Regions from separate parts of the Homo sapiens genome. Here region 1 is linked to region 2. Evidence: read pairs that join two places in POLR2A ChIA-PET (ENCODE). Cell type or tissue: CD4-positive, alpha-beta T cell. All regions are shown on one strand. Each heading gives the region's core, and the rest is flanking DNA. Links, peaks and the distances in the headings are about the cores only. Region 1 overlaps MRPS5 (mitochondrial ribosomal protein S5). Region 2 holds the start of MAL (mal, T cell differentiation protein (MAL blood group)).

What was found. Peaks named below come from ENCODE experiments on the same cell type or tissue, not always from the same donor. Only the 100,000 strongest peaks of a DNase experiment are listed, where the experiment ranks them.
Region 1: POLR2A ChIA-PET joins it to region 2 with 10 read pairs; 3 of 35 experiments call an interaction of 5 or more read pairs at or near these places.

What each region holds. Positions count from the first base shown.
Region 1 is chr2:95,087,629-95,099,303 of GRCh38, reverse strand. It overlaps MRPS5 (mitochondrial ribosomal protein S5), which reads left to right. Exons shown (of 12, transcript NM_031902.5): 11 at 8,782-8,918. Among named protein-coding and RNA genes, the nearest start is that of MRPS5, 28 kb to the left of the region's middle. RefSeq lists an enhancer at 11,286-11,675. In CD4-positive, alpha-beta T cell, for the core only: no CTCF peak of the experiment used is centred there; no DNase peak of the experiment used is centred there.
Region 2 is chr2:95,021,612-95,033,286 of GRCh38, reverse strand. MAL (mal, T cell differentiation protein (MAL blood group)) reads right to left here and starts at 7,579. Exons shown (of 4, transcript NM_002371.4): 1 at 7,402-7,579. The coding sequence starts at 7,494. MAL-AS1 (MAL antisense RNA 1) reads left to right here and starts at 6,258. Exons shown (of 8, transcript XR_007087136.1): 1 at 6,258-6,728; 2 at 6,854-6,947; 3 at 9,030-9,092; 4 at 9,944-10,070. RefSeq lists enhancers at 632-1,547, 6,472-7,195, 10,702-11,202 and a silencer at 7,550-7,679. In CD4-positive, alpha-beta T cell, for the core only: a CTCF peak has its summit at 9,965 (motif pointing left); DNase peaks (open chromatin) are centred at 6,636, 7,276, 7,546, 9,936 and 1 weaker place; H3K4me3 peaks cover 4,550 bases; H3K27ac peaks cover 1,571 bases.

The sequences.
Region 1 (11,675 bases), core at 2,434-10,433, 66 kb before region 2:
CAGCATAGTTTAGATACATTTATATCTCAATGATGTTTGAATGACTGCTACAACTTTTTTTTTTTTTAATTTTAAAAATAATTTTTGGCCGGGCACGGTGGCTCACGCCTGTAATACCAGCACTTTGAGAGGCTGAGGTGGTCGGATCACGAGGTCCGGAGATTGAGACCATCTTGGCTGACATGGTGAAACCCCATCTCTACTAAAAATACAAAAAATTAGCTGGGCGCAGTGGCAGGCGCCTGTAGTCCCAGCTACTCGGGAGGCTGAGGCAGGAGAATGGGGTGAACCTGGGAGGTGGAACTTGCAGTGAGCCGAGATATCACCACTGCAGTCCAGCTTGGGTAAAAGAGCAAGACTAGTCTCAAAAAAAAAAAAAAAATAATAATAATAATAATTTTTATTTCTCTGGCAAGGTCCCCATATGTTTATGTATTATATTCATGTTTTCTTTCTTTCTTTTTAAATTATACTTTAAGTTCTAGGGTACATGTGCACAATGTGCAGGTTTGTTACATAGGTATCCATGTGTCACGCTGGTTTGCTGAACCCATTAACTCGTCATTTACATTAGGTATATCTCCTAATGCTATCCCTCCCCCACTGCCCCCAACCCACCACAGGCCCCAGTGTGTGATGTTCCCCACCCTGTGTCCAAGTGTTCTCATTGTTCAGTTCCCACCTATGAGTGAGAACATGCGGTGTTTGGTTTTCTGTCCTTGAGATAGTTTGCTCGGAATGATGGTTTCCAGCTTCATGTCCCTACGAAGGACATGAAACTCATCCTTTTTTATGGCTGCATAGTATTCAGTGGTATATATGTACCACATTTTCTTAATCCAGTCTATCATTGATGGACATTTGGGTTGATTCCAAGTCTTTGCTATTGTGAATAGTGCCGCAATAAACATATGTGTGCATGTGTCTTTATAGTAGCATGATTTATAATGCTTTGGGTATATACCCAGTAATGGGATGGCTGGGTCAAATGGTATTTCTAGTTCTAGATCCCTGAGGAATCGCCACACTATCTTCCACAATGGTCGAACTAGTTTACAGCCCCACCAACAGTGTAAAAGCCTTCCTGTTTCTTTACATCCTCTCCAGCACCTGTTGTTTCCTGACTTTTTAATGATTGCCATTCTAACTGGTGTGAGATGGTATCTCATTGTGATTTTGATTTGCAAAACCAGTGATGATGAGCATTTTTTCATGTGTCTGTTGGCTGCATAAATGTCTTCTTTTGAAAAGTGTCTGTTCATATCCTTTGCCCACTTTTTGATGGGGTAGTTTGATTTTTTCTTGTAAATTTGTTTGAGTTCTTTGTAGATGCTGGATATTAGCCTTTTGTCAGATGGGTAGATTATAAAAATTTTCTCCCATTCGGTAGGTTGCCTGTTCACTCTGATGGTAGTTTCTTTTGCCATGCAGAAGCTCTTTAGTTTAATTAGATCCCATTTGTCAATTTTGGCTTTTGTTGCCATTGCTTTTGGTGTTTTAGTCATGAAGTCCTTGCCCATGCCTATGACCTGAATGGTATTGCCTTGGTTTTCTTCTAGGGTTTTTATGGTTTTAGGTCTAACATTTAAGTCTTTAATCCATCTTGAATTAATTTTTGTATAAGGTGTAAGGAAGGGATCCAGTTTCACTTTCTACATATGGCTAGCCAGTTTTCCCAGTACCATTTATTAAATAGGGAATCCTTTCCCCATTTCTTGTTTTTGTCAGGTTTGTCAAAGATCAGATGGTTGTAGATGTGTGGTGTTGTTTCTGAGGCCTCTGTTCGATTCCATTGGTCTATATCTCTGTTTTGGTACCAGTACCATGCTGTTTTGGTTACTGTAGCCTTGTAGTATAGTTTGAAGTCAGGTAGCATGATGCCTCCAGCTTTGTTCTTTTGGCTTAGGATTGTCTTGGCAATGCGGGCTCTTTTTTGGTTCCATATGCTCCATATGCACTTTAAAGTAGTGTTTTCCAATTCTGTGAAGAAAGTCATTGGTAGCTTGATGGGGATGGCATTGAATCTGTAAATTACCTTGGGCAGCATGGCCATTTTCACGATACTGATTCTTCCTATCCATGAGCATGGAATGTTCTTCCATTTGTTTGTGTCCTCTTTTATTTCATTGAGCAGTGATTTGCAGTTCTCCTTGAAGAGGTCCTTCACATCTTTTGTAAGTTGGATTCCTAGGTATTTTATTCTCTTTGTAGCAATTGTGAGTGGGAGTTCACTCATGATTTGGCTGTCTGTTGGTCTGTTATTGGTGTATAAGAATGCTTGTGATTTTTGCACATTGATTTTGTATCCTGAGACTTTGCTGAAGTTACTTATCAGCTTAAGGAGATTTTGGGCTGAGACGATGGGGTTTTCTAAATACACAATCATGTTATCTGCAAACAGGGACAATTTGACTTCCTCTTTTCCTAATTGAATACCCTTTATTTCTTTCTCTTGCGTGGTTGCCCTGGCCAGAACTTCCAACAGTATGTTGAATAGGAGTGGTGAGAGAGGGCTTCCCTGTCTTGTGCCAGTTTTCAAAGGGAATGCTTCCAGTTTTTGCCCATTCAGTATGATATTGGCTGTGGGTTTGTCATAAATAGCTCTTATTATTTTGAGATGCGTTCCATCAATACCTAGTGTATTGAGAGTTTTTAGCATGAAGGGCTGTTGAATTTTGTTGAAGGCCTTTTCTGCATCTATTGAGATAATCATGTGGTTTTGACATTTGGTTCTGTTTATGTGATGGAGTATGTTTATTGATTTGCATATGTTGAACCAGCCTTGCATCCCAGGAATAAAGCTGGCTTGATCGTGGTGGATAAGCTTTTTGATGTGCTGCTGGATTTGGTTTGCCAGTATTTTATTGAGGATTTTTGCATCGATATTCATCAGGGATATTGGTCTAAAATTCTCTTTGTTTTTGGTTGTGTCTCTGCCAGGCTTTAGTATCAGGATGATGCTGGCCTCATAAAATGAGTTAGGGAGGATTCCCTCTTTTTCTATTGATTGGAATAGTTTCAGAAGGAATGGTACCAGCTCCTCTTTGTACCTCTGGTAGAATTTGGCTATGAATCTGTCTGGTCCTGGACTTTTTTTGGTTGGTAGGCTATTAATTATTGCCTCAATTTCAGAGCCTGTTGTTGGTCTATTCAGCGATTCAACTTCTTCCTGGTTTAGTCTGGGGAGGGTGTATGTGTCGAGGAATTTATTCATTTCTTCTAGATTTTCTAGTTTATTTGTGTAGAGGTGTTTATAGTATTCTCTGATGGTAGTTTGTATTTCTGTGGGATTGGTGGTGATTTTTTATTGCATCTGTTTGATTCTTCTCTCTTCTTAGTCTTGCTAGCAGTCTATCAATTTTGTTGATCTTTTCAAAAAATGAGCTGCTGGATTCATTGATTTTTTTGAAGGTTTTTTTTGTGTGTCTGTTTCCTTCAGTGCTGCTCTGATCTTAGTTATTTCTTGCCTTCTGCTAGCTTTTTAATTTGTTTGCTCTTCCTTCTCTAGTTCTTTTAATTATGATGTTAGGGTGTCGATTTTAGATCTTTCCTGCTTTCTCTTGTGGGCATTTAGTGCTATAAATTTCCCTCTACACACTGCTTTAAATGTGTCCCAGAGATTCTGGTACGTTGTGTCTTTGTTCTCATTGGTTTCAAAGAACATCTTTATTTCTGCCTTTATTTTGTTATTTACCCAGTAGTCATTCAGGAGCAGGTTGTTCAGTTTCCATGTAGTTGAGCGGTTTTGAGTGAGTTTCTTAATCCTGAGTTCTAGTTTGATTGCACTGTGGTCTGACAGACAGTTAGTTGTGATTTCTGTTCTCTTACATTTGCTGAGGAGTGCTTTACTTCCAACTACGTGGTCAACTTTGGAATAAGTGCGATGTGGTGCTGAGAAGAATGTATGTTCTGTTGATTTGGAGTGGAGAGTTCTGTAGATGTCTATTAGGTCTGCTTCCTGGATATCCTTGTTAACCTTCTGTGTCATTGATCTGTCTAATATGGACAGTGGGGTGTTAAAGTCTCCCATTATTATTGTGTGGGAGTCAAAGTCTCTTTGTAGGTCTCTAAGGACTTGCTTTATGAATCTGGGTGCTCCTGTATTGGATGCATATATATTTAGGATAATTAGCTCTTGTTGAATTGATGCCTTTACCATTATGTAATGGCCTTCTTTGTCTCTTTTGATCTTTGTTGGTTTAAAGTCTGTTTTATCAGAGACTAGGATTGTAACCTCTGCTGTTTTTTTGCTTTCCATTTGCTTGGTAGATCTTCCTCCATCCATTTATTTTGAGCCTATATGTGTCTCTGCACGTGAGATGGGTCTCCTGAATACAGCACACTGGGTCTTGACTCTTCATCCAATTTGCCAGTCTATGTCTTTTAATTGGGGCATTTAGCCCATTTACATTTAAGGTTAATATTGTTATGTGTGAATTTGATCCAGTCATTATGATGTTAACTGATTATTTTTCCCATTAGTTGATGCAGTTTCTTCCTAGCATCGATGGTCTTTACAATTTGGCATGTTTTTGCAGTGGCTGGTACCGGTTGTTCCTTTCCATGTTGAGTGCTTCCTTCAGGAGTTCTTGTAAGGCAGGCCTGGTAGTGACAGAATCTCTCAGTATTTGCTTGTGTGTAAAGGATTTTATTTCTCCTTCACTTATGAAGCTTAGTTTGGCTGGATATGAAATTCTGGGTTGAAAATTCTTTTAAGAATGTTGAATATTGGCCCCCACTCTCTTCTGGCTTATAGAATTTCTGCTGAGAGATCCGCTGTTAGTCTGATGGGCTTCCCTTTGTGGATAACCCGACCTTTCTCTCTGGCTGCCCTTGATATTTTTTCCTTCATTTCAACCTTGGTGAATCTGATAATTATGTGTCTTGGGGTTGCTCTTCTCAAGGAGTATTTTTGTGGTGTTCTCTGTATTTCCTGAATTTAAATGTTTGCCTGCCTTGCTAGGTTGGGGAAGTTCTCTTGGATGATATCCTGAAGAGTGTTTTCGAACTTGGTTCCATTCTCCCTGTCACTTCCAGGTACACCAATCAAATGTAGATTTGGTCTTTTCACATAGTCCCATATTTCTTGGAGGTTTTGTTCGTTTTTTTACTCTTTTTTCTCTAAACTTCTCTTATTGCTTCATTTCATTAATTTGATCTTCAATCACTGATACCCTTTCTTCCACTTGATTGAATTGGCTACTGAAGCTTATGCATGCATCACGTAGTTCTCGTGCCATGGTTTTCAGCTCCATCAGGTCATTTAAAGTACTCTCTACACTGTTTATTCTAGTTAGCCATTTGTCTAATCTTTTTTCAAGATTTTTAGCTTCCTTGTGATGGGGTTTGAACATTCTCCTTTAACTTGGAGAAGTTTGTTATTACCGACCTTCTGAAGTCTACTTCTGCCAACTTGTCAAAGTCATTCTCCATCCAGCTTTGTTCTGTTGCTGGCGAGGAGCTGGGATCCTTTGGTGGAGAAGAGGCGCTCTGGTTTTTAGAATTTTCAGGTTTTCTGCTCTGGTTTCTCCCCATCTTTGTGGTTTTATCTACCTTTGGTCTTTGATGATGGTAACCTACAGATGGGGTTTTGGTGTGGATGTCCATTTTGTTGATGTTGATGCTATTCCTTTCTGTTTGTTAGTTTTCCTTCTAACAATCAGGTCCCTCAGCTGCAGGTCTGTTGGAGTTTGCAGGAGGTCCACTCCAGACCCTGTTTGCCTGGGTATCACCAGTAGAGGCTGCAGAGCAGCAAATATTGCAGAAGAGCAAATATTACTGCCTGATCCTTCCTCTGGAATCTACGTCTCAGAGGGACACCTGGCTGTATGAGGTGTCGGTCGGTCCCTAGTGGGAGGTGTCTCCCAGTTAGGCTACACGGGGGTCAGGGGCCCACTTGAGGAGGCAGTCTGTCCATTCTCAGAGCTCAAACACTGTGCTGGGAGAACCACTGCTCTCTTCAGAGCTGTCAGACAGGGACGTTTAAGTCTGCAGAAGTTTCTGCTGCCTTTTGTTTAGCTATGCCCTGTGCACAGAGGTGGAGTCTACAGAGGCAGGTGGGCCTCATTGAGCTGCGGTGGGCTCCACCCAGTTCGAGCTTCCTGGCCGCTTTGTTTACCTACTCAAGCCTCAGCAATGGCGGACACCCCTCCCCTAGCCAGGGCTGCTGCCTCACAGTTTGATCTCGGACTGCTGCGCTAGCAGTGAGCAAGGTTCCATGGGCGTGGGACCTGCTGAGCCATGCCTGGGATATAATCTCCTGGTGTGCCGTTTGCTACCACCATTGGAAAGACACAGTATTTAGGTGGCAGTGTCCCGGTTTTCCCGGTACAGTCTGTCACAGCTTCCCTTGGCTAGGCAAGGGAAATCCCTGGACCACTTGTGCTTCCCGGGTGAGGCGATGCCCTGCCCTGCTCCATGGGCAGCACCCACTGTCCAACCAGTCCCAGTGAGATGAACCAGGTACCTCAGTTGGAAATGCAGAAATCACCTGTCTTCTGCGTCAGTCACACTGGGAGCTGCAGACTGGAGCTGTTACTATTCGGCCATCTTGGAACGGAATCCTATTCAAATGACTGCTGTAATTTTAATTTAATTGAAGAACCTACCTTTTAAAATCTTTCCTGTCTTCTAATCAAAGCTGTATTTTTCAGGTTTTTGTATGATCTAGACCATTACCTATGTATCGGGGTTAATATTCTGATTTTGAAGCTAAAACAGTATATAATACTTTTAGACGTTTCCTGAATACATACACATTTATAGACATTTTGTACATACGTGTACAAATAGGCATTTCCTAAATGATGTGCCTATGTGTTACTAGTTCTGTAGGAGATAGAAAAGGTTTTACTCCAAAAAGGATGCCAGATGGCAGAACTGGATTAAGGAAAGGCACCAAAAGTATTTTTGCATCTTTGTGAATGTTGCAATCTTTAATGCACTGCCATGCAATATGAATCTCCCAAGAGAAATGGAGGGTGTGGTGTTCCCAAATGTATTTAACCATGGAACACTTCTACTTCGGCTATAGAACAGTATTCAGTTCCACACACAGCACTGCAAAACTTTGCCATATTTATTAAACAAGTGTTTTTTGACAGTCTGTGCCTGGAAGGTAGTCAAATCATTACCATCGGACTATGACCACTGTCACGTGGGTGTTTGTGTATGTGTCACACAGTGGCCAGTGTTCATGCAGTGTCTGTGCTGGTCCAGGTACTGTGTATTACACATCTCAGTGCTCATCAGCAGCACTGCCAAGTAGGTGTTGTAGGGAGGGATCTTCTTGCCACAGTCATTCAGCGAGCAGTGGCAGGGTAGAGGCTGCCTCTCAGCTCCTTCCAGAATCTGCATGATACCCCCTTCCACGTGTACCTCTCTCTAGGTGTGTGCACACCAGTGCTCATCCAGACATGGGTGCATTATGTTCACGTGTCGGCGGCACCTGTTCTGTGTGTACATAACTCCACCTGGAAGAACAGAGGACCCCATTGTGACCTGTCTTTAGCTATCCCCTTAAGTTCTTGCATGCTCTGGCATAATTATGGAGGCCACAGTTCATTGGCCCTTTCAAGTAGAAGGAATAGTTTTTGACCATAAAAAGTCAAACTAGAAAGCCATTAATGTCCAACTTCCAGAGTAGATTTTCTGCCTTGGAGCAGAAGAGGTGTGTGCCGAGTTTTATGTCTGGCAAATAATGTTAGAGGCCAAACTTGGGCCCTGCAGCTCCCTCACTCCACCTGCATTTGCCAGGTACTGCTCTGGGCTCTGGGGACACCGCGGTAAACAATATCCTGGCCCTCATGGGAGCCATCTTCTACTCAGGGGAAGCATTGGATAAACAGGTTTCGTTGAGTGCCCTAATCAGGGTACTGTGTTAGAGTAGGAGGGAGGAAGGCAGAAGGAAGGATGCCACCTTGAATAGCATGGTCACAGAAGGCCTGTCTGAAGAGGAGCAATTTGAGTGGGACCTTGAAGGTGAGAAGGAGCCAAGGGGGCAGAGCTGGGAGGACATTCCAGGCAGAGGGAATCCCAAGTGCAGTCCTTAAGGTGAGGAAGCCAGCAGGAGGTGGCGTGTCTCTAGATGAGGTCAGGGAGGTGGGCGGGCAGGACTCAGGCACAGAAGGCTCTGAATAGGCCATGGTGCTCTTTATATTAATCTCGAGAACAGTGGGAAGGAGGGATCTTTAAATGGGGAGCAACTTGTTTGGTTTGTGTTTTTAAAGCTCTCTGGAGAAGGAATTACAGGCAGAAAAGGGTAGGGCCAGTGGCTGGAGGGGAGACCCCCCAAGATTTAGAGGCCAGCAAGGAGGAGAGGACAGGCCAATAGCTAGGAGGAAATCCAGGAGAGGATGTGTTACCAAAACGAAAAGAGGAGCTTCTTCAGGAGGAGGAAGTGGACCCTCTGCTCAGGGCAACGGAACTATCAAGGAGGGTGAGAAGAGACGTGTCCCTCCATCCTTAGTTAAATGAGTCTGGGGTGCCAAGAATTTTCATGCATGTTTATTAATCTCAATAACAATCCTGTTTTTTTGCCCTCAAAATGTGTTCAAGATATTTGTAGATGTCATCTTCTTAATCCTTGTAGTATCCTGTTTGAGTAAGTGTCATCTTGGAAGTTAAGTAAGTTGTCAAGGGTCAGCTCACTAGGAAGTGGTGATACCAGAATATGAACCAGTTTCCCGAAGCCCAGAGCCTGAAGCCATGCGAAAGCCAGCAGGGTGACTCCTCCGGCTGCAGGCGAGTGGGCTGTGTTTCACCCGGTTTCTCCTTTTCTAGGTTACGGCCTCCGCTGCCACAGGGCCATCATCACCATCTGCCGGCTCATTGGCATCAAAGACATGTATGCCAAGGTCTCTGGGTCCATTAATATGCTCAGCCTCACCCAGGGCCTCTTCCGTGGGCTCTCCAGACAGGTAATCCTTTCCCGGGGTCTGAAACAGAGGTTCTAGTTTGTATTTCAGTTGTGTGTGTTGGGGCTACGATGCCCTGGGGCCTCCTGGAGATGCTTTCCTGGGGCCACCTGAGGAGTTGGGCATTCTTTGTTGTCTGTGACTGCATCAGTTTAGTTAAATCCATTGACAAGTTCATGAAAATTACCTTTTTTTTTTTTTTTTTTTTTTTTGAGACGGAGTCTCGCTCTGTCACCCAGGCTGGAGTGCAGTGGCGGGATCCCGGCTCACTGCAAGCTCCGCCTCCCGGGTTCACGCCATTCTCCTGCCTCAGCCTCCCAAGTAGCTGGGACTACAGGCGCCCGCCACTACGCCCGGCTAATTTTTTGTATTTTTAGTAGAGACGGGGTTTCACCGTTTTAGCCGGGATGGTCTCGATCTCCTGACCTCGTGATCCGCCCGCCTCGGCCTCCCAAAGTGCTGGGATTACAGGTGTGAGCCACCGCGCCCGGCCTGAAAATTACCTTTTAAAAAGTACTTCATGGGTTTTTCTAAGCAGCATTTTTAAAGCCAATAATTACAATCTACATGTTATTATGAAAATAACACCTGCTTGTTCTAAAGCTCCAACAGTATAGAAAAGTAAAATCAAAAGAGAAAGTTCATTTCCTAATTTAGTCCTTTCAGTTGGGGCTAGGATGAAGCACCCAGGGCACCTCTGCACACAGGGCAGGCACAGTCAGTTCCCTGTTACCTGTGTAGGTGGTTCGGACTGATGCCTGGGTTGGTAGGGAACTATGAACATTAACATATCAGGTTACTTTTCCTCATAGGTGGGAGCCCTGGGCCCGGCTCCCAATCACCCACCATGGAGGGCAGGGCTGTGACTGCACCGGGCCCCCATTCTTGGGCAGCTCCCCTACCTGCCCAGGAGGGCTGGCCTGTCTCTTGAAAGGATGGGTAGACCTTAGCATAGGTGGATGAACAGAAAAGACAACCAGGTTCAATAGGCTCCATTTGCTGAACTCTGTTAGCTGAGGACTTTGGCAGGCTTCCTGACATTTCAGGAGTACAGTGGTGGGTTTTAGGTAAAGTGATCCATGGAGTAATTTTACATGTCTCTGTTTAAAGTAGGAAAATTAAAAGAAAAAGAAGGCTTTGGGTAAAAGCCTTCTGTTTTCTGAACAGCTTTTGTGTGTGTTACTGTCTAAAACACCCTTCAGAGCACTTGTAAATTGAAACATTAGAGGTTTAATTAAGATGTTGATTTTAGATAGGTTGTATTTATGATCCAGTAGACTTGTTCTGTTTTTGGTTTTTGGTTTGTTTGTTTTTGCTTTTTGAGACAGAGTCTTGCTCTGTCACCAAGGCTTGGAGTGCAGTGGCTCCATCTCAGCTCACTGCAACCTCCGCCTCACGGGTTCAAGCGATTCTCCTGCCTCAGCCTCCTGAGTAGCTGGGACTACAGGCACGTGCCACCATGCCCGGCTAATTTTTGTATTTTTAATAGAGATGGGGTTTCACCATGTTGGTCAGGCTGGTCTTGAACTCCTGACCTCGTGATCCACCCGCCTTGGCCTCCCAAAGTGCTGGGATTACAGGCGTGAGCCACCGCGCCCAGCCTAGACTTGTTCTTTTATGTGATATCTTTGTTTTCTTTTAGTCTTTTAAACCTTCTGATATAGTTACCATATGTCATCTCTCCTAAAATGCCATCAGCTATAAAAGGTTGCATTATTTAATATGTCACTCAAAAAGGAAAAGATGCCACCACTTTAGGTGATATGCCTTTGATTGAAAGATACACCAATATAAATTATTTTGTTTATGAAATGGCTCATCTGTTTTCTAATTTCACACATACTGCAGGGCATTAGATATATAATTAGAATAGTGCAAGGCAGCCATAAGGCCTGGGATCACGGGATTGACATAGCAGGTATGTCATTGTACCATGAATAACGTCTACTGAACTAATCTGCCTGCTTCCAGATCTCTGTGGCTTCCCTCTGCAGTGAATCCCCATGGCCCTGTTACCCAGCTCATGACCAGTCTTGCTTCTTAGTACACCCCCAGTTATTTTGAACCAAATCTCAGACATTTTATTTCAACCCTAAATATTTTAGTATGTATCTTCGAAAAGATGAGGATTTTAAAAAATACCCTGTAATACTATTATCATACCTAAAAAGTTAACAGTAACTTGTATCATCAAATATCCAATCAATGTTCATACAAATGAGCAAATTCCATTTGTTAGATTAAAAAAAATTTTTTTTTTTTTTACACAATGTGTTTGAATCAGGTTGCAGAACAGGTTAATGTATGTTTTTGCTATGCCTTTTAAATAGGTTCCCCTCCTCTTCCCCCACCCCCGCCCCGCTTATGATTTTTTGTTGAGGAAACCAGGTTGTTTGTTTTGTAGTGCTTCCTGGCCTGTTGCTGACTAAAATACCTGTAGGGTCCTTAGTGTCTTATCTCCCCTATATTTACTGTAAATTGGTAGTTAGATCTAGGGGGTTGGTGAGATTCAAGTTCAGTGTTTGGCACAGCATGGTGCATAATCAGGAGGGTTTAGAAGGCAAGAGACCAGAGGCCAAGGCCCTTCCTCTATCCAAGTTTGGGGTGGGCAGATGCAGCAGATGAGGCTGAAATGACTCCACCCATGACAGGTTATTAGAGTTTAGCCACAAAACACATTAACCCAAATCCACTGAAATGGCCTTTGAATACCCCCAGGCTGTACTGTTGTGGCCTGTGGAAGTTCCTGCTCTTTATGTT
Region 2 (11,675 bases), core at 2,450-10,449:
TTCAGTCTGAAGAAGAGGGAGGGGCTGCCATGCAGACCCCACCCGCCCCACTCCACTGACAGGTCAGGGAACGTCATCTTCTGTCCTTCCCCGTGGCCCTATTCCTGGAGTGCCCACCTCCCGGGCCCCCCGTGGGCCTCCCTCCAAGTTGGTTCTGGGACCTTCACTTTCTGTCTCCTCCCCCTGCCCTTCCAGCCCCTCCCCTCCCAGCCCACTGCATTCTCACAGGGACTGGAGGCTGTGGCCAGGAACTGCAGGTCAGTGAGGCTGGCTGTGCGACCCTGCACCTTCTCTTCCCGCTGCGGAGGTGCTGTGGCTGGTGACAGGCTTTCCTTTGATTTCCTACATATGTTTTGCAGGACCCAGGGCCCGGGTACATTAAAATGATTCACCCAATCCTGGCATAGAACACTAGCTGTGAATGAGGTAGCAGCGGCAGAGAGCCTGGGGAGAAGTGCTGCAGAGAAGCAGAGTGTGGCACGTTCATGACCCCAAGAAGGGAAATGGCTACACTGCTCATGCCCAGCTAGGAGCTCACTGGGTATCAAACCTTTCACCAGGGTGTCAAAGGCAATTTGGAGCCTTCCAAATTGATGAGAGACCACGAGGGACCTGCTCCATGCTCCATGCCCTTGGGAACAATCTGAAAGCTGTGAGAAGGAGCTGGCCACACACCCCAGAACGTTCCTGCTTCAAGGACAAGGGGCACAGTCCCCCACTGTCCTCACACCCATCAACACCAGGAGGGTACACCCTCTGGGGTGTCCTATCAGCACCTGTCCCTGAGGCCTGCTGGTCCAAAGCACCATGTCCGGCACTGACACTGGAGGGGCCAGGAGGAAGCCCTGGAGTGGCTTAAGTCAGCCCCCAGCCCCTTCTAGTTCAAGTCTGGCTGGCTCTGTCCTGTGTCAAGGCAGGTCCCAGGTGGTCCAGTCCCTACTCCCAGCCCCTTCTCTGGAGAATGTGTCTGGGCCCAGGACAAAGCCAAGCCACTGCTAAGGCTGTGCAGAGCTAGTCTGTGCTGGCAGCACAATATGCTCTGCCCCTCGCCTGCTGGTGTGGCGAGTATAGGTGCAAAATTCAGCCCTTGTCCCTGGCCGACCTGAGTGTGAGCGCTGCTGGCAGCAGCATCGTGGGGCTTCCTACTCACTTCTGAAAGCACTGGGACAGAAAGGGTGCCTTTGCACCAGTTCTGGCATTGCCCCATCCCTGTGAGGTGGGGGAGTGACTTATGAAAAGCTAAAAGGCAATCTTTTAAAATATAGCTCAGGTGTGATGACACATGTCTGACAATCCTGTGGAGATGAGCCCCATCATCACACTTAGCAGTTTCCAGGGAGCAGCTCAAAGTTACTGAGTCCTCACCAAAGCCAGCCTCTGGTCTTGAAAAACCAGAAAAGTCACTTCTCCACCAAACCCCTGTGAAATCTCTGTCTAGAACACTTCTCCTCCCTTTAGAGAGGAAGAGAGGAGAAAACACGGAAGATCAGGCAGTAGCCCTCTCTAAATAGCTACAGAGAAGGGACAGAGCCAGGAGCCAGTGGACACAGTCAGAGAAGGCCAACTCAGCCACCATCCCATTCTGGCCAAGCGGGGCCTGCCCCACTCCCTGGTGCCTGTAGGAGAGGCTCCTAGCTAGCACAGCAGGGAACTTTCTCCAGAACAGAGGAGGTCCCTGGTCTGACTTGTGAGAACCTCAGAGCACCTGGCTGCTTGCCCCAGCCTCTCCCTGAGAACTGTTCCCACTATTCTATCCCCCATAAAAATATCAAGAGGGTGGCCTGGCCTCGAGATGTCCGCTCCAAGTCTCAGCCAGTCAGTGGAGGGTGTGCAGTGCAATGCGGGTTCTTCAACCTGCCCTGGACCTCGTGACTCAGAACCTGCAGGGTGTGTTTTTGACAAGGAGACCCAGAGGAGGTGTGAGCTTCCCAGTGGTCCTGAGCTGTCCCTTCATTCCTGTTGGGGGAGAGAAGGGACCAAGCCTTGCCCAGAGCTGCCAGGTGGGCAGGGCTGCCTACTCAGGATCCCAGTGTGCCTTCTAGTGCAAGCAAAATCTCGTGTGGCTGATTAGGTGAAAGGAGAAGCCTGGGCATGATCTGCTCACTGCCAGAAGTGCTCACTGGACCCTGGAGACCCGGTGACCCAGGCAAGTTGCTCCCTGTCTGAGCCTCAGTTCCCTGCCAGCTCTGAAAGTGAGGTTTCTGTCATTCTACGTCTCTGGTCTCCTAGGAGTTCCCATGCCACCTTCTCAGTGCAGCCACAGCTTGGACCACCTAATGCGAAACTGCCTCGCTGGCCCATGGCCCAGTCCCGGCTCTGTCGGGCTGGCTATTCCCCAGCCAGGTAGAAATCTAGCAGAAGTCCCCAGACCTCTCTGGTCACTCTTAATAACAGTCCAGTCACTTTGGGTCACAGAAAAGGTGTCATTTTAGTCATTACTCTGTCCAGTTCACTGTAACTGTCAAAACTGCAAACTGATTGCGGGTGTCTCCCCACCCCAACCCCAACCCGTGATGTGACTGCACTTCTGTTCGTGTTTCTGAGGCACAGAGGAGGAAGGGCATGCCCCTGGAGGGCTGGGCGGCATTCCTCACACCCTCACTCACAACCCTGCCTCCTTTGTGGCCTGGGGAGGAGGGGGCTGAGTAGATGATCTCACAACCCTCTTCAGGCACTTCCTTCACAAGTCCTGAATGGGTAGGGGGTCTCTCCTGGCACTCTGTGGGAGACCTCGCATCTGGGGGCCCCAGCTGAGACAGAAAGCCTTCCCTGTGAACCTTTCATTCCCTGAATGGTGGCCCAGTGTCAAGGAAGTCCCTGGCTTAGAATGGAGACGGAGACAGAGACAGAGAGTGGCTCCAAAAGGAAAAGTTCCTCACTGGGTGGGACTTTTGCAGGGGAGCAGACGAGAAGCAAAGCCCTGGGTTTTGTTGGAGGAGGGGAGAGCATTGGCTATTTCACCCTTGGCCTATATGGGGCTGCACTGATGACCACACCACCTGCAATAGGGGCACAGCCTCTGTGGCTCTGGAGGTATTTGGAAAGGCAGTCTCACTTCCTAGTTGGGCCTGCCTTCCTCTTCCTGTGAGGACTCTGCAGCTTTCAGAGGTCAGGAGGTCTGGGATAGGGGTGCTGGGCCAAGGAGAGGTTGCTATGCCCCACCCTGAGCTGCCACCCTCACTTGCTCCAGTGGGCAGTCCCCTCACCATGGAAGTGGCGCTCCACCCGGATCAGCTTGGACATCTGCGCCTCCCAGGCTGTTGGGAGGTCAGGCATGGGAATCTGAACTATGAGTCATCAACAACTCAGTGGACTACAGATTTAAAAAATAATCAAGCATTTCACACCCATTGGACTAGCAGAAAATTATAAAGTCTGACGCTACCAAGTGATGAGGAACAATGGCGACTTTCATGTGCTGCTGGTAGGGGCCGGGGAAGGTCCAGGTTTAGCCTGAAGCTTAAACAATCAGGAGGACCATCTTTATAAGAGAATACAAAATTAGGCAGAGTCTTGGAAGGGGCTTGAGTAAGTAGGGGTCTTGAACTTAATTAAACATCAGCTTCCCAGTAAATCTGCTCCTGGGGTGTGTAAATTGGAATTACTCTTTTGGACGGCAATGTGATAACACCTGGGAAAATGACAATGTGCATATCCCCTGTGACCCAACAAGTCACATCCTCCAAGTGTCTCTGGGAGACATTTCCAACAGGTAACTACAGAGGCAAATATGAGAATGTTCTTAGCAATGCTGTCTGCAATAGCTAAAGGCAGCAAATTGGAACTATCCAAAGTGTCTATTAACAGAAGACTGGGTAAACAAAGTCAACATGTATAAATCTCAGAACATAATGTTGCCTGGAAAGCATGTTGCAGAAGGATACGTACTGTATGCTGGCATTTTCATAAAGTGCGAAAACATGTAAAACAATGCCATGTGTAGTTCATATGTGTGCAGTAAAAGTCTAACCTGTGCTTGGAAGTGAACACCACATTCAGCCTACAGGTGGCCCTGAGGACGGAGGGAGAGAGAGAATAAGATAACAGAAGGATGTCTAGGAGGCTTAGATGCCATCTGAAAGCTTCATTTCCTTAATACATAACAGCAAACAAGGCAAAATATTAAGATTTGACAAAGTTGGGCAATAATTATGTAGGTGTCTGTTAAAGTATTGTATATGTTCTTCTGTGGCATTTGAAATATTTCTATTTTTTGTTTTTTAAACTTGAGGTGAAATTCACATATCATCAAACCAATCATTTTAAGTTGACAGTTCAGTGGCATTTAGTACATTCATGGTGTTGTGCACCCACCAACTCAATCTAATTCCAAAGCATTTTCATTACCCCCAAAAAGAAACCACATAGCGATTAAACAATTGCTCCCCTTGGTCCCTGGCAAACCACCAGGGTTTGTGTTCTGTCTCTATGGATTTATCTATTCCAGTATTTTATATAAACGGAATCATACACTATATGACATTTTGTGCCTTGTGTCTTTTGCTTAGCATAGAGTTTTCAAGGTTTATCAACTTTGTAGCACGTATCAGTACTTCATTCCTTTCTATGGTCAGGTAGTATCCATTGTTTGGATATGTCGCACTTTGTTATTCAGTTCATTGCTGATGGCCACTGGGCTGTGTGTTATTGTGAAGACTGCTGCTATGAACATGCATGTGCCAATACTAAAGTCCCTGCTTGGAATCCTTTGGTTATATACCCAGGAGTGGAATTGCTGGGTCAGAGGGTAATTTTTTGAGGGAACACCAAACTGTTTTCCACAGTGGCTGAACCATTTCACATTCCCGCCAGTGGCATACCAAGGGTTCCAATTTCTCCACATCCAATACTTGATGTTTTCCGTTTTTTGGATAGTAGCCATCCTAATGGGTGTGAAGTGGTATCTCATTGTGATTTCTTTCTTTCTATTTATTTAATTTATTTACTTATTAATTTATTTTTTTGAGACCGAGTCTCACTCTGTTGCCCAGGCTGGAGTGCAGCGGCATGATCTCGGCTTACTGCAACCTCTGCCTCCCAGGTTCAAGCGATGCTCATGCCTTAGCCTGCTGAGTAGCTGGGACTACAGGCATGAGCCACCCAAGCCGGGTTTTTTTTTTTTTTTTTTTTTTTTGTATTTTTAGTAGAGATGGGGTTTCACCATGTTGGTCAGTCTGGTCTCGAACTCCTGACCTCAGGTGATCCACCCACCTCAGCCTCCCAAAGTGCTGGGATTACAGGCGTGAGTCACCGCAACTGGCCTCATTGTGGTTTCAATTTAGTTTTCCTAATGCCTGATGATGTTAAGCATCTTTTTATGTGCATATTGGCCATTTGTGTATCTTCTTTGTAGAAACCTCTGTTCAAGTCCATTGTCCATTTTCTAATTGGGTTGTCTTTTTGTTGTCGAGTTGTAATATTCCATAATTAAAAAAACCTCTCGAGTAGCTGGGAGGCTGAGGCAGGAGAATGGCGTGAACCCGGGAGGCGGAGCCTGCAGTGAGCCAAGATCGCGCCACTGCACTCCAGCCTGGGCGACAGAGCGAGACTCCGTCTCAAAAGCAAAAACAAAAACAAAAACAAAAACTCTCCCGGGGTGGCCAGCGCCTTCTCAGGCCCTTTAATTCTCCACTCCTTCCACACATCAAATATATACAGCTTCGTATTTACAGTCCATGCAGAGGAGAACTGAGAGGCTTGGGGTCAGCTTTCTCCTCTTCTCTCCCAGGCACCTGCGAGCCCACCCCTAATCTAGAGCATGTGGAAGATGCCTGGAGATGACTATGCATTGCGGGTCTCCTGGGAAGTGAGGAAGGGAGGTGGGGAACAGGGGTGAGGTGGAGAAGTGACTTTCTAAGTCAGCTGAGAGAAGCGTTCTGGGCGAGGGGGAGTTGTTTCTTCTGGAAGCCCCGCTACCGGCAGGCCACAAAGCCACGCTGGAAGAGCAAGCTGCCAGTAGTAGATGGTTCCAAGGTTTCCCACGCCCCTGTAATTTCTGCAGCATTGGCGGGTTGGGTGGGAGTCTCCGGTCACCTTTCCCGCAGATCAGATCGCCCCGTCTAACTGGACTGTTCCTACTCTCAGGGGCACTCCTTCTTGTATGCTGAACTTCTAAAAGGAGGCCAGCGGGGGGCTGGCTCTCTGTAAACGGTGGGGCTGCGTTCATTGGCGTCCAGGGTTTCTTCTAAATGTAACTGCTTTGATTCCGCCTATCCCTAGGATTTCAAGTCACCGGTTCCACCCAGGTTTGGGTTCGACTGGACTTTCACCCTAAGTTCAATGGTAGCCCTGCTCCCAGGCCGCCGCAGCCCTCTTAGCCTCTGCCCGCAAGCCCTCTTTGGATGAACTGACCTGCTCCCTTTGGTATTCACACCCTCCCCCTCCAATCAGGCAATAACAACCTGGGGTCCAATTTTTAAACAGCCAGGCTCCGACATTTTCTTTCCCGCCCAACTCTCCACGCTGACACTTCTGAGGGTGGGGTGCCGGAAAAGGTGTCCCTCAGGCGGTGACGGACCGCACCCACAGGACATACAGGGCACACCCCTCCCAGGTGAAGGCCAGCGGCCCCCGGGGAGTTGAGGCTGAGGGAGGTCACTTCGGCTTCGCGACACCGTGAGCGCTTATCAGGAGTTCTCAGTAGGAAGCGCTTTCCTGCAGCCTCAGGCAGAGACCGTGCGTGCAAGGCGGGACCGACCGCAGGTGCAGAGGCCCCGGGCCTGCCCAAGGTCAGTCGAGGCGCGCGGATCGCTCTCGCCGCCACCCCCCACCCCCCACCCCCCATCTCCTCCACCCCCACCCCGCACACGGGGCAGAAGGACTGCGGCCAAGCAAACGATGGCCTCATTTCCAGATCGAATTGGTCGCAAATACGTTCCCTCGCCAGAAACTTTAAAAGGCCAGAAGAAAATAAACCGGATTCAGCTCCCTCTCATCTCCAAATCTCGGTTGGTAATACTAATGTTTCTCTTGCTGATTTTTTTTTCTTTTTTAACGAAACCTTCTCCCTTGTAAAAGCTGCGCACTTCTACCCAACCGCGCAAAGCGCGGCGGGAGCTTCGGTGGCGCTGCGCGCGTCAAGTGGGCCCCGCGCGCAGCTTTGGGACCAGCGAACCAAGAGCCGTCCCCCCCTGCCCCGCTGCCTACATCTGACCCCAGTTGGGAACCCAGTTTTTCCTCCATAGTCCTGTAGACTGTTCCCCTCATTCTGTTGGTCTAGAAGGGCACAAAGGACCGGAGGTGGGAGGGGACTTCCCTGGCTTAGTCCCCGCCCTGCGCCTGCTGCCCCGATGCTCCCAGAACCTGCGCAGCTAGCGGATCCCGTCCGACAGCTGTGCTGGGCGCCCGAGAGAGCGCACGGCTCAGCCCACCCCGTCCCTTCCCCGGCCAGGAGCCACTCACAAACTCAAAGATGAAGAGCAAGTCGGGCAAGGTGGTGAAGACCGAGAAGCCACTGGGCAGGGTGCTGCCCCCCGTCGCCGCTGCGGGGGCCATGACGGCGTGCTGGCGTCGGCCTTGGGACGGGACGAGCGCCGCTCAGACTCCGCGCAGACCTCTCGCTGGCTCCGCGGAGCCCAGTGGCCTGGGCGCCCCCGCGCGCGGGTTAAGAGCAGGGGAGCCCGGGGCAGAAGAGGGAGGAGCCCCGGCCGCCGCCCAACCCCGCCCCCCGCCCCACGCCCCGGGAGACCCGGCCCGAGCGCCGCGGGCACCGCCCTGAACCTCTTCGAGGCCCCGCTGCGGGCGTCCAGAGCTGGGGACTGTGGGTCTGACTCCTGCGTTCCAGCCGTGGGTGCCACCTCTTGCGGGAAGCAGGGCAAAACCACTTTGGTCAGGCGCTCCTCGTGCCTTTCTCCCTTCGTAGGTGACCAGCATCTCGTAAGAATGATAACCATCAGTAACCGGGACCCCAAACCTTCTCATCAAGGCACCTCTCGGGTCACCATTACTTTAACTTTGAATTTGGGTCTCCTTCATTTTTCCGCTGGATGCGTTAATGTGCGCGACCCACAGCTCCAGGCGGCGGTTTCCTGGCGGAACTGGACCACCGCCACAGGCTGGGGGTCTGCAGTGGGGGATGGGACCGGCCGCGGCCGCCGGCCCCTTCCGCGTCCACTGAGCCGGCGCTGGTTCGGCGCTGGGATCCTGCACCGGGCCTCTCTGCTTGGTGCTGCGCGTCTGCCTGAGAGTAGGAGGTTGCTCCCAGCTGTGCCGGCCCCAGCAGAAGGCTGCTGGTGGTGGTGCTGGGGCAGGTCGGCCTTGAATCCATGCGACAGGAAGGGACGTTACCAGAAGAGATTCATCGCTTTCTCTTGGTCTGGGCAGCCCGGGCCTTTTGAGGGTGGGACCGCTGCTACCCCCACCCCCAGGTTCTTTGCCTGCCTGTTGACTGCCGGTGTTTCATGTTTTGTTTCTCTGTTTCACTATTTTTTATTTTTTGCCTTAAAAAAAAAAGTATTACCATGCAGCAGTTGCCCATTTATTTTAATTTACTATTAATAGTGTGATTGCTGTGTTTCCTCCTACAAACACTGAAGCCTGAAATCCGCCCGAGTCCGGATTCTCGCCTGCCAAAAGGGAATTGGCCCCGCAACCTCCAGCTTAGACTCCCAACTCTTCTTTCTTTCCATTGGCAGCTGCTGCAGGCAGGACAAGGGGCTCCCCTTCTCTCCAGTGGGGCCTTCACCTCTCCCTGCTGCACAATTCTTCCTCCTTCCCAGTCCCTAGGGAGAGAAGTATATTCGTGGACGCATTTTCCAAAGCAAAAGTAGCACGCCCATCAGCTGGCCATTCTAAGTGCCTCTGGAAAGGGGCCAGGCATTTGAAATGAGAAAACCCCACTGTGCCTCTGTGAGCTGCCAGCCCGGACGGCTGCAACCAAGGTGCCATTGTGTCGGGTCCCCAGGGCAGCATCTCTCTGGACACAATGGGCTGTGGGACTTTAGGAGCCCAGGTCCTCATCCACCTTGGGCATCTCATAGCTCGTTAGTTGGACCTGCTGGCCTCTGAGAGGACATCTTCTTCCTCCCCAGGAGACCGTCCTGGGAACAAGCCTTAAAGCAAGGTGGCCACAGGAAGCCGCAGCCTGAAGAGAGGTGAGATGACCCTCAGGCAGTCCAGCGAAAGCTGCTTGGAGATTTCCTATCAGCACATACTAATTAAGAACAAGAAGATCCTATCAACTCCTAATAATGTCCTTACCTGGCCTGGAGGGCTTTTGTTTGTGGTTTGGTTTGGTGATTTCCTACTTATTTCAAGCCTTTGTTGCTAACTCATTCCTACTTGGGCCTGAGCCTTTGGGGAAAGCTCGCTCCCAGGGGCAACTCAGTGGAGCTCAGCAGTCCCAGCCCTCCTTTGATAAGGCAGAGGGGCAGCAATCTCTGAAAGAGGCTTCAGAGGATGAGGAAGGCAGCCCGGCCAGGGTCAAGGGGGTTTGTCCCTATCTCTGTGACCCCCTCCTCCCACCTGGAGTTCTCCGCTCGACGTTCATCTTCCTGACCAGACTCTACCCTCGGCAGGGCATCCTCCAGCCACCCCCATCTGCCCCTCTCCTTCCCCACCCTAGCATATGCTCAGCACCCAAGCAGAGCCCAGCCTCTGGTGAGTGCTCATTAAACCTTAGCCAATGGTGGATGACTCCAGCTTTGTCTGTGCTTGACCACCAGAGGAGGACATGGAAGTGCCCTGTTTGGATGTAAGAAGCACTGGTGAGGAGTGAGGCACTGGTAATAGAGAGACATTGGTAAATAGAGAGGCATTGGTGAGAGAGAGGCGTTGGTGAGACAGAGAGAGGCACTGGTGAGAGAGAGGCACTGGTGTGTGAGAGAGAGAGAGAGAGGCGTTGGTGAGAGGAGGCATTTGTAAAACAGAGGCATTGGTGAGAGAGAGAGACATTGGTAAGAGAGAGGCATTGGTAAGTAAAGATGGGCCTGTCTTCATTCCCCAGCACAGCTTCTGCAGGTGCTCTGGGCCACCTGCTGGTGAATGAGGTGGTTGATACTTATCAGAAGCCCAGGACCATATTTTGGTTTCCAGCAGGATATGAAAAAATAATTTCAGCCAATAATAACTCAGTGAGTATCCTTGGTCTTCCCAGTGGGTGTGAATAAGAGGGTGGGTCTGGGGCTTCTGTCAAATATTAATAACGTGGCCTTGGGTGGGTTTCCACAAAGTAGGAATTGGAAAGTTGCCATTGCAGAGCCAGCCTGGGGAAGGAAGAGGTTACCACCTCCAGTTTGTGTGTGTTCAGGGGGAGGGAGGAGATTGTGGGGAGAGGGACGTGTTCAGGGAAAGATTAATGGGCAGGAGTTGCCCATCCGTAACAGTAGGTGCATTGGTTTTTGAGGTAGGTAAGATGACTCCCATTTTACTGATGAGCTAACAGAGGCTCAGAAGTGTTAAGTAGCTGCCCAAGGGCACAGAGTTGCTGAGCACCTTGAACCTGAGTGACGCTGCACCTCTAAAGCTCCGAGCCCTCGATGAAAACCCTGCTCAAGATGGGCAATTGCCAGTCAAATGCCAGCTCCATGCAGACATCGGCAGCCTCCCAAATCCAGTCTTCATGGTCATCTCAGGTGTGGCCCCAGGCACCTGCCCTGGTGGACAGGGCTTGGGACCTTCACCTCTGGGAACACAAGGAAGTGGGGGTCATCATCCCCATTTATGGATGGCGAGGCCGGGTGCCGACATGAGTTCAGAGAGCTACCCTGAACGCGCACTTCCCCCTAGGGATTTTATTTTTCTCACAGACACAGTCACCCACAGCCCTGGGTTCCATAGAAGGCATGAAGCAGTGAGGGCACCTGCTGGCGGATGGGGGAATGGCAGCCACAGCTGCCATGGCGTCAGCGCAGGAGGGGAACCTGTTACTGAGGGCTTGCTGAGTCCCAGCACTGCCACAGGCACTTTGCCTGCATGGCTTCATTTAATCCCACAGAGGCTTGCTGGTGGGTGTCACCCAACATACAGGCTAGGAATGGGAGGTAATGTGCGCAGGCCACATGGCTGGTGACTAGGCCTCTTGATTCCAGCAGGCAGGCTCTGTGTCTACTGCACAAAATCCACAAACTGGAAAATCTGAAGTGGTGGCTGCTCACCAGGGCACTGTCCTTTGATGGGCCATGGGCTCCGTGTGCCCACTGCCTCCAGGGACAATGATCCGCATGTGCTCTTTTCCCCACCCTCTTGTAGGATCATGTTTTCTAGAACCAGGGAGATGTGGCACTCTGCCACTGTCCGACAAAGTCCTCATGATATTCTGAGCACAAAACAGGCTGGCATTGTCTGGGTGACTTGTGGATGGGGATGGAGGGTAGAGGGTGTGTGAGTAGGAAAGACAGAGTCCCTGCTCCCTAGGAGAGCTCTTTCCAAGAGGGACAGCACGTGAGGCTGAGAGGCACCTGGTCAGGGCCTGTGCTGGGCATGCTTTGTCCATGACTGCAGGCAAAGTGCTCAGAGACGGTGTCTTAGTCTGTTCGGGCTGCTGTAATAAACTACGGTAGACCAGGAGGCTTGTCAACAGCAGGAGCCTGTTTCTCACTGTTCTGGAGGCTGGAAATCCTAGATCAAGGTGTTGCAGATTCCGTGTCTGTTGAGGGTCCACTTTCTGGTTCACAGACGGCACCTTCTTGCTGTGTCTTCACAGGGTGGAGGAGGTGAAGGGTCTCTCTGGGGCCACT